Linked DNA regions of Homo sapiens: region 2 is linked to region 1. Evidence: chromatin loops called from intact Hi-C (ENCODE). Cell type or tissue: endothelial cell of umbilical vein. All regions are shown on one strand.

What was found. Peaks named below come from ENCODE experiments on the same cell type or tissue, not always from the same donor. Only the 100,000 strongest peaks of a DNase experiment are listed, where the experiment ranks them.
Region 2: a loop joins it to region 1, with 4 times the contacts of the local background. A loop is called at or near these places in 1 of 110 quality-filtered maps.

The regions. Positions count from the first base shown.
Region 1 is chr9:71,443,515-71,448,514 of GRCh38, reverse strand. It overlaps a transcript of TRPM3 not described here. Among named protein-coding and RNA genes, the nearest start is that of CEMIP2, 320 kb to the left of the region's middle. In endothelial cell of umbilical vein, no CTCF peak of the experiment used is centred here; a DNase peak (open chromatin) is centred at 1,894; H3K4me3 peaks cover 375 bases; H3K27me3 peaks cover 488 bases.
Region 2 is chr9:71,502,682-71,507,681 of GRCh38, reverse strand. No RefSeq gene overlaps it. Among named protein-coding and RNA genes, the nearest start is that of CEMIP2, 260 kb to the left of the region's middle. In endothelial cell of umbilical vein, no CTCF peak of the experiment used is centred here; no DNase peak of the experiment used is centred here.

The DNA.
Region 1 (5,000 bases):
GGCGTTGTGTGCTGCAAACATTGTTTAGAGTCTTATTTTGTTTAATATGGGTGTGTGATTTCTAGACACAGAGGGTTGTTTAAAAAGATAGGATGTATGCCCTGTGAGTCTCTTTTACTTAAAATGGCAGGATTAATATTCATGTAACACTACACACAGGGGCACAGCTGTGGGATTTTAGAGCTCTGTATTCCATTCCCGTAAACTAGCCAGTTTCAGAACCTCTGCTTAATCACACTGACCACTGCAACTCAGATTATGATTTTTACAGCTAGTGCCACAACACCAATTTTCCCACAGCATTTCTCACCCTCTCCCCTTCCCTCTTAATCCTTCTTCACCTTTGCCTCCTGGGAAGATCTGGCAATATTCAAATAGGACAGAGAATGCTTGATTTCAGAAAGAAATGAAAATACATCTGTTGCCATTGCAACAGATAAGCAACCAGACGGCCCTTTTCAACCGGGAGAGATTTTAGGCATCACTCCCTTTAATGGTGAGTAAAGCCATTGTTTTCAGGTTTTGTTAATTTGTGATGCCCCCAACTGCCCTCTCTCATTTGATCAAGGACATGTGGACAGCTCAGTCTGGTAAAATAACTGACACAAAACTCATGAGGGCCAGCCGGCTGTCCTAATGAGCAGAAGGCAAAAACATGAAAGAACAACAAGGTGCAGGGGTCACAGAATACACAACACACAGGAGCTCCACCACGAATCCGTCTCATGTCCTCCTCGCTGCTTAACCGCCCAGGGTGAGAGGGGAAACTGAATACCCCATTCCTACCCCGGAAAGAGAAATGAGTTGAGGTAAGGAGAAGTAACAGCCTTCCCTTCCCAAGAATCCTCCTCTGCCTTACCGCCACAGTACAGGCCCTTGAAGGCCCTTAATTGCTGATGGGGATGGAGCAGCTAGAATCACCTTGGGAGCTTTTAAATATCCTGATTCCCAGGCCACAGCCAGGCCAATTAAATTAGACTCTGGGGAATATCACCATTTAAAAAAGAGAAAGAGAAAAAAGATCCAGGTAACTCCAGTGTGCAGCCAAGTCTGAGACCCAGTGGGCTAGTCTGAGCAAGCTGGAGAAGAAATAAGTGCGGCATCTGACAAGGGGATGAAGCTCCACTCTCCCCAAGGATACTTAGGAGCGAGTTGTTGTTGCAGAGAGAGGGGAAGAAAGGGAGCAGGAAGAACAAAGTTGCCCCTTCCTGTCTTTTTCTAAGTCAACTGCAGTCTCCACCCATCCAGTGCGGGTAACCTAGGCTTCCACACGCAGCTCGGGGTGGGGGGAAGTGGGTCCCCTGGTCTGGGGTCCTGGGCAGGGTGAGGTGACCGCTGGGAGCGCTACCCTGCGGCGCATCAACAGCCTCAGGCGTGGGCCCTGCACTCTCCAGAGAAGGCGGCGGCTGCCGGGTGGAGAGCAATTTGGGGACGCAAAAGAAAGCTGGCTCGGGCGCAGGTGGCGCTCGCAGCCCCAGCCCACAGTTGAGCCAATCGCGGGCGCAAGCGCAGCCTGGTGGCGGCGGCGGTAACGGAGCGCGGGGCTCTGGCAGGAGCCGGCGGAGGCAAAGGCAGCGCCAACCGAGAGCCGCGCGCAGGCTGGAGGGAGACCCGCGGCGAGGAGCCAGCGAGAGCGCTCGGCGCTGGGCTGTTTCCCGGCCGAGGGAGGCGAACTTCTCATGGGGAAGAAGTGGAGGGATGCGGCGGAAATGGAGCGGGGCTGCTCCGACCGCGAGGACAACGCGGAGAGCCGCAGACGCAGCCGGAGCGCCAGCCGGGGCAGGTTTGCCGAGTCGTGGAAAAGGTTAAGTTCCAAGCAGGGGTCCACCAAACGCTCGGGACTCCCGTCGCAGCAGACGCCGGTGAGTGGCCGGGGGAGAGCCCCAGTCTTTGCTTTCTTTTCTCCCTTCGCACGCGACTTGAGCCCTTTCCATGGTGCTGAACTTGCCTCCCTAAGGGTGAGAGCCAGGGAACTTGTGGCGCCGCTTCTAATGAAATAGAGTGCTGGGGGCTGTGAGGAAGGGCGAGAAGGAACGTCTTCCCTCCCTTCAGCAGGGGAGGGTCTCCTGACGTCTCTGGCGGCTCTGCAAAAATTGAAAACATGTTCGAGAGGCGAGGGGGCTCGCTGTTAGATCATAAGAGTTTTGCAGTTAACAGAGCGTGTGAGACGTTGTCGAGTGTATTGTGACTCCTGTGTACGTTCCCAAGGGTCTGTCTGTGCAGCATGTCGAAGGTACTCGGCCTCCGCTGAATGAGGGCGGAATAGAAAGGGCATGCCATATTTTTACTCTCTTAGCACTTGCTCTTTCCATCCCACACCCCCACCATTTTAATGGGAGCGTTTAATTGTTTGCAGGATGTCATTTGCATACAGAGAATAGCAAGAATATCCCAGGTGCTTGTAATCCTACTGCTTAACATATACAGCGTTCAGACAAGTTTTCCCATGTGTCAGCTCCTCTTCACTGTCTAATTAGTGCAATAAAAGCACTCCAGTGAAATTAATATAGGCATCATATGTGTGTAGAGAAGTGCAGTTGATAAAAAACTTTAGCTGCATTTGCATTTTGAGTATGTGAATATTATGTTTTCCTTTATCCCAGAGGGAGAGAACGCTGTTCTAGAAGAGAGTGCAAAGTCCTCCTGTTGCTCCTGGGGAAGGAGGATACACCACTTTTAACTTCCCAAACATCATTAAGAATACCAGCCTGTGTGTGTGTTTGTGTGTGTGTATTTGTTTTACATCCAAAGGGCTTGACAGCAGATGTTGTATATTGAAGAGACTTTGATTTAATTAAAAGAGAGAATGGTACATAAGCATTGATCCCACAGCGTGATTAATGTTACCCTGCTCTGTTTTTGGGAAGTCGTCATTGAAGGATAAAAATTAATCCCTGAAAAGTAAGATGTTTAAACATTACTTCCACAGAATGTAATATAAACATTTGAAATTTTTGGTGTGTTTATTTTGGTTGCTTGTTTACAAAAATGTTATGAAATTTCAGGTATTTTTCTCAAATACTTAATGTTTTTTGTGAGCAGGTTTTTTCATCTAAATATGGGTATAGCACCGCTAAAAAGGCAAGTGATTTTACTTCAGGTGTAGAAATATTGTTTAGAAATGTGTACTCGAAAATATTTTTTACAAAAGAATATTAATCTGAAGATAGGTTTTTCTGAAATAAATTATGTGGAAAATATAAAATTCATGACATCTGTTTTTTATCAAGTATGTGAACTAAAAATTCAATCCTCTTTTTAATAGGAAGTCTAAGTGTTAATCTAAGGAACTTCTTATGCTGCATTTTTTATTCTGTTCAACAGGTGTGTGCACAGTCTATATCAGGAACATATAAAATCTTCATATAACTATGTTATAAGTTAGAGTAAATGATTGCAGGTTTGTTACCTAGAATAAAAATGTGGGAAAAGAGCCTAAGAGGGTACCATGACAACCAGAGACATCTGGAAAAGTAACTATGTCCTCCTGTTTGCTAAGGGTGATGATGGTGCTGTAGTTCTCTGTAGTACTTGTTAATTGAAACATTAGTAATTCAGTTAAAAACCAGTTAAGGCAAAAGCCTGTGCTTATTCTCACATTGCATGGCAAGTTTGATATTGATTTTCTTCTAAAACCCTAATAATAAGTGCTTCTAGCTATAATTTTTAATTATCAGTGTTTTAAACAAAGATAGTGAGGTTTTGTAAATCTTAGAGCTAAGATGGTGGTTTTGAACCAAGGTTTGATTCTATAGTTGTTAACAAAGAGTTTTGACTTCATTTGTAAGTGAGACACCCAACTTATCTATGCAAACAGGAGGAAGGAAATCATAATGCTTATAGCAGACATGCTTATAAAAGTTTTTAATCTTTAATGTAAGATTTTTTCTCTCCCTTAAAGTGAGCTGTTAAAAAATAGCCTAACCTGTAAAGATTAAAGCAGTTAATATGATTAATGCTGTTCTTTATTTATTCTTATGAATAAATAAGATATTCCATAATGTAGCTGTGAATCTTATTCATTATGTGTTGTCCCCAAAATATTGTGGTATCCATCCTGACAAAGAAAATATGAGGGGTTCACTCTGTCTTTTGAAGACAAAATAGAAAAATGTGGAAAAATTTGATTAATAGTAAAACATGGGGGCTTTCATAAATCTTTTTTCTTTTGAGAATATAAAATAATTGTTTTTTTAATGTGACATTTGTTACTCTCTTCTCTGCTTTAGTTGGATTCTTGAAATCACTTCCAGTTAAAGTTATTCCGAGGGAATGATATAGTCCATGACTCTGTCCTCAAGGGGAATGATTGTATTAGTTTTTTTTTTTTTTTTTTTGAGATGTATTCTTGCTCTGTCGCCAGGCTGGAGTGCAGTGGCACAATCTTGGCTCACTGCAACTTCCGCCTCCCTGGTTCAAGTGATTCTCCTGCCTCAGCCTCCTGAGTAGCTGGGATTATAGGCACGCACCACCACACCCAGCTAATTTTTGTATTTTTGGTAGAGATGGGGTTTCACCATGTTGGCCAGGATGGTCTCGATCTCCTGACCTCGTGATCTGCCCGCCTTGGCCTCCCGAAGTGCTGGGATTACAGGTATGAGCCACCGTGCCTGACCTAGTTTTCATTTTCACTAGCAACAAAGCATTGCATACATCATAATTAATAGAAGATATTTTCTTTAGTAAGGAGAGTTCTGCTATACTCCTGGTATCCAGAAAGACTTTATTCATGATCTGAGGCATGCTCTTTTGGTATGTAAAGTGTAGGGGAGGTCGGCTTGACTTGACTTTGACAGTTAGATTTCCTACCTACTTATCACTAAATATGTAGGGGTTTTCTTAGAGGTTGGGTAACTCCATGATTTTGACGCTAATCTTAGAAACCCAAAAGTTGCATTTCTGGAAGTCTCTTTGGAGTAAATGAAGTCTTGATGCTCTTATGGAGTATGGCAGGCCTACAGTAGAAAATGTGTGCTATCCCTGCCACTGCCCACTTGGAT
Region 2 (5,000 bases), 59 kb before region 1:
TTTCATGAGACTTGTTCACTACCATGAGAACAGTATGAGGGTAAGTGCCCCCATGATTCAATTATCTCTCACTGGGTCCTTCCCACAACACATGGGAATTATGGGAGCTACAATTCAAGATGAGATTTGGGTGGGGACACAGCCAAACCGTATCAGATACTACCTTAGTCTTCTCTTGAGTATTATAAGAATGCCAGAAATGTTAGTTTCATTAGGATACTGCCTAGTATTTTAATTCTATCTTTTAGGTAAAAACCTTGTAATTCAGACTAAATATTTTATGCCACCCATGTTTGTTTATTATAACTACATATTTCCCAACTTCTTTGCTCACCATTCTTTTCTCAGACTTTCCTTCTAGGGACCATATATTTCCTTCTGGATGTTTCTTTGGTGAATGTCTGTTGATTGCAAATGCACTTTTTTCTTGTTCATCTAACTATTTAGAAATAGTTGTTTGGGTTATAGAATTCTAGGTTGGCTATTATTTTATCTCAGCACATTGGAAATATTATTTTATTGACTTCTAGCTTCATCATTGCTGTTGGAAAGTCTACTGTTAGGCAAATTGTCTTACTTCACAGAAGATCTGTGTCAGTCAGCCATTGTTGTGCAACAAACTACTCCTATAACACAGTGATTCATTTATTTTTATTCTTCCTGCATGTAGAGTGTGAGTCAGCTGAGTCAGATGAACTAGGCTGCACTTGGCTGAGCAACTGCGCTTCAAGTCCTAGGTCTGATTGAACTTGGCTCCTCACTGTGTGTTGGGCTCTTTTTAGCTCTGTCTATCTTCATTCTTGGCCAAAATATTAGTTATTATGACAATCATTCTTCATGAGACCAATTTGCATGCTGAATTTTCTAGAGTTAAATTGTTAAGTACATGGTAGAGTTACTAGAGAGAGGGAATAGAAAATGTACAATTAGAGGTAGAGAGAGACAGAGGAACACAGAATTTTTTACAAGTAGAATACCTTTAGAGACACTGCAGTTATTTCTCACCATCTAAGTAGAGGCTGACATGCTTACTTAACAAACTCTTGGATAAATCGTGGGTCAGCTGATTCCATTTAGCACATCGACTTCCACCCAAAATAACTTCATTACACTCTGTTGCTTCGTAAAAGTCTACAAATGGCTTTGATAGCTTATAAAGGGCATTCATAAAGTTGTAAACTATAATCTGCCAGTTGATTTAAGGTTTGACTTTTAGCAGACTTATGATCTAGCAGTATAAGAATAAGTTTAGCATAGCAAATTTTCTGGCAAAATGTGCAAGGCACAGGCTCAACTGGTTTCAAATGGGATCATCAAGTTGGTGATAACAGAGTGCAAGATTAATTAATGATTAGCAGAGAAGAGTACCATATGATTTTAAAATGATAATAGCATTCTTACTCTGAGATGTTTCCATTTGCTACAAATGCTCTAATTGTTATTAGATTAGATTAGCATTTGACTGGAATAACATTTCACCTTTTCCTCTTTAATTAGTGTTTTTACCTCTATTTGAGAGCTAATAAACATTTTTCTCACTCCTGTTACCTAAACACAAATGAAAATGAAAACATAATTAGTGTAAATATTCAGGTCTAACTACAGAGATCCATTGTTCTTATAAAACAGGTAAACAGGTGACACAAAACCATTTGGTTTGCACATAATAGTACCAAACCATTATCATTATTGGAACTAATTTGATGTGGCATCAGGCAAATGAAATGCAGTCATGGTTCCCTAGCACTAAATACTTTTGGAGATAGGCAAAACATTGGCAGATGACCTATAGCTGCCAACAATGGCAAAAGTGATGCCAGGACTTTTGCTGTCTCTTGAATTTTTTGTAAACATATAGGTGCTCTTCACCAAGTTAAAACATGAGTCATTTCGATTTTGTAAGCTGGTATTCAACTAAGCCTTACATTTGTATGATTATCATAATACTAATTGAAAGATAGAATTTTAGAAGTTAAAGTTCTGACTAACTTATATTAAGAAATCTCATGATATTTAGATGATAAAGCAGTATAAGGCAAGACCCATCCTCCAAGTTCAAATTCAGATTCTTAAAACTAAAGTTGCTTTAGCTTTTGTCTAGGACATGCAAGGAGAGTGTGAGGTCTTTTCCTTAGACCACTGGTCCTCTAACTTGAATGCAATTAGTATATTAAGCATTGCTTATTGAAACCTTAAATTCCTGGGACTCACCCCGAAGTTCCTGGTTCAGCGTGTGTTGGATGAACCTGAAAATAGGCATTTAAAATAAACACTTGAGGGGATTTTTTGAATGTGGTCATGAGCCCATACTTTGCTGTGCACTTCATTGGACCTTTCTGCTAAGAAGTAGAACTGTCTGAGAGAGATAAGAGGTGACATGTCTTATTATTGTGGTATCTAGATATTTCTCTTACCACCTCTTCTGCTTCATTAGGCAAAATATTTGACATAGGAGTGACCTAAGACAACTGTATCTTTAAAAATAACATATTACAAGCAAAGAAACAATAAAAAGAAAAGAATGATTTCAAAAACACAATTTGAGTAAGAAATCAAGACTGAGACAAATGAGAACAAATTTGTATACTATAAAACCTCAATTCTTTGTAATAATTTAACTACAGTCTTTGTTCAAAGTCTCCAGGCAGCTGAAACAGTAGGAACGTACAGTCAGTTCTCTGGCCAGTTATTATTGGCAAAATGAATGAAAAGTACCCATGCCTTCAAGGAAACAAAGCTTTTCCTGCCATTGCTTTGGCATAGTAAGGCACTGAGTAATGGGGCGTACCATGTCTTCAAGGGCATTCTTCATTGCCACAAAGCGATGTTCTAACTCAGCACTCTGCTGTTGACTCCCTACTCATGAGGATGTGGTGTACCTTAGTGTCAGTCTGGATACTGGAGATAGCCATCTGGCCCCTAAGAGCTCAGATCTTCTTCTTAGAAGCTGAAGATCAACATCCAAGGTATTTTCCTCTGACATACATATCTTTCTTCACTGTCCCCATCACTGGGAACAGTTACCTATAAAAGCCTACTCTCCTGCCCTGGGATTATGTTCTTTCAGCTATGAGAGTCCTGCACATGTCCTACCTTCTCCAGAATGCCCTCTACCCAGATTATGGTTGTTTCCTGGATTACCCTAACTCCATCAAGGGGGGATATAGTATGGAATCTTTGCAGTTGACATATGGGCCAGAATCATGTCACTTCGCCCATCAATCTTAGATTACATGCAACTTTCAGGCCTGGAAAGGGCAGAACAGGACTGAATTTTGCTCCTGACTGTTTCTTGCTAGTGAAGTTAATGGAATAAGAAGAATTCTAGAAAGCTGCTTTAGATCTTATCTGGAAAGCCTGCCTGCATAATGGAACCATTGCTATTCTTATGTGGGGGTGAAATGAGTAGTCATTTAGATGGTATGCTTGGAGGGGCAAAAAGAAAGCCCCACACCACAAAATAACTCCTTAAGTAATATGTAGTTCAGGTTTGAAATTCCACCATTAGGAATTTATTCCTTTGTGTTTATAACTTCCAACTCTGTGGAAGTTACAGGATGATTCAATGTGAGAATATTAATCAGTCCACTATTCTTTGTAACCAGGATTAATTGAGAACCCTGAGATTCTAGGGGCACAAGGAATTACAGAGGAATGTTGGTATAGAAGGGTTGCAGGAATAAGGGTATTTATTTCATGATTTTATCTAGGGCCATTCTTGCCTACCACACTAGTGTAGAGTGGTTTTTTGTCTGCAAGGTACCATGTAATCTTCTCATATTAATGTTAGGCAGGTAAACTGGAAACAAAAAGAAACCATTTAATATTAGGGATACTTTCAGAACATTTACATGCGTAGTGCTGATATATTTAAAAAGGGCAAGAGGAGATCATAGTTAACAACGGAAGCATGAAGAAGAGCATGCGGGACTGCATGGCACATGTAGTATAAATGAGTACCTTGAATAAATTTTGCCCCCAAATGACCATTATATTATTAGTGCATAGCGAGGCCAAATTCTTCTGAAAGAAGTTGCAGATCTGGAGTGGATTTTATCTAAGTATCATGGAAGGGACATTATTAGAGTGTCTCCTAGTCACTGGTCCCTATTTAATATGTCAAAATTTATGTTATGGCTCTTGGTAGACCTAATGCTTAATTCCCTGACAAATTCCCTGACAAAACTTGGGTGAAATGGAAATGTTATTCCATTTGAAAATGGACATTTACCATGGCCTCTTTGTTTCATAAAGCACATTTTGAAAGCATAGTAAGCAGTGATTGTTATTGCATGTGAAGATAAGCCAAGCTTTGTCAAGATTAACCTAAGTAAAGGTCCTAATTGTAAAAGAAAACTGTCCAACGAAATGACTGGTCTTTAAACATGTCAACTGCACATCAGAAAGGAAAATTACCTTAACTACATGAAGGGGATGTTGAAGGTACTCTTTTTTTTCTTGTTCCTTTTTGCCTATTAATATACATTGGTATACTTAAAATCTTTTAAAAATTTTACTGTGGTAAGAACTGATATACTTCTGTTCTATTTTGAAATTATCTAGAAGATGTTTATGCTTATACAAATATCCTCAAAACCTATTTGTCACTTGAGCCCAAGAGTTCAAGATTACAGTGAGCCATGATCACGCTACCGCACTCCAGTCTGGGTGATGAAGCAAGACTCAATCTCTAAACAAATAAACCAAAACAAACAAACAAACAAACAAAAACCTATTTGTAGACTAAAGCCCAATTTTCCTGATTATGAATTTAAAAAATGCATATTATATTATTATTTGATCAATTCCATGATCATTTCCATCTTCATAGATTTTAAAGAATTTATTTTTCCAGGGACATTTCAGGTTCACAGTAAAATTGAGAAGAAGGTAATATTTCTTATATATATCCTGCCCCCCACACATGCATAGCCTCCTCCATTATCAATATTCCCCACCAGAGTGGTACATTTGTTAACAACTGATGAACCTACACTGAC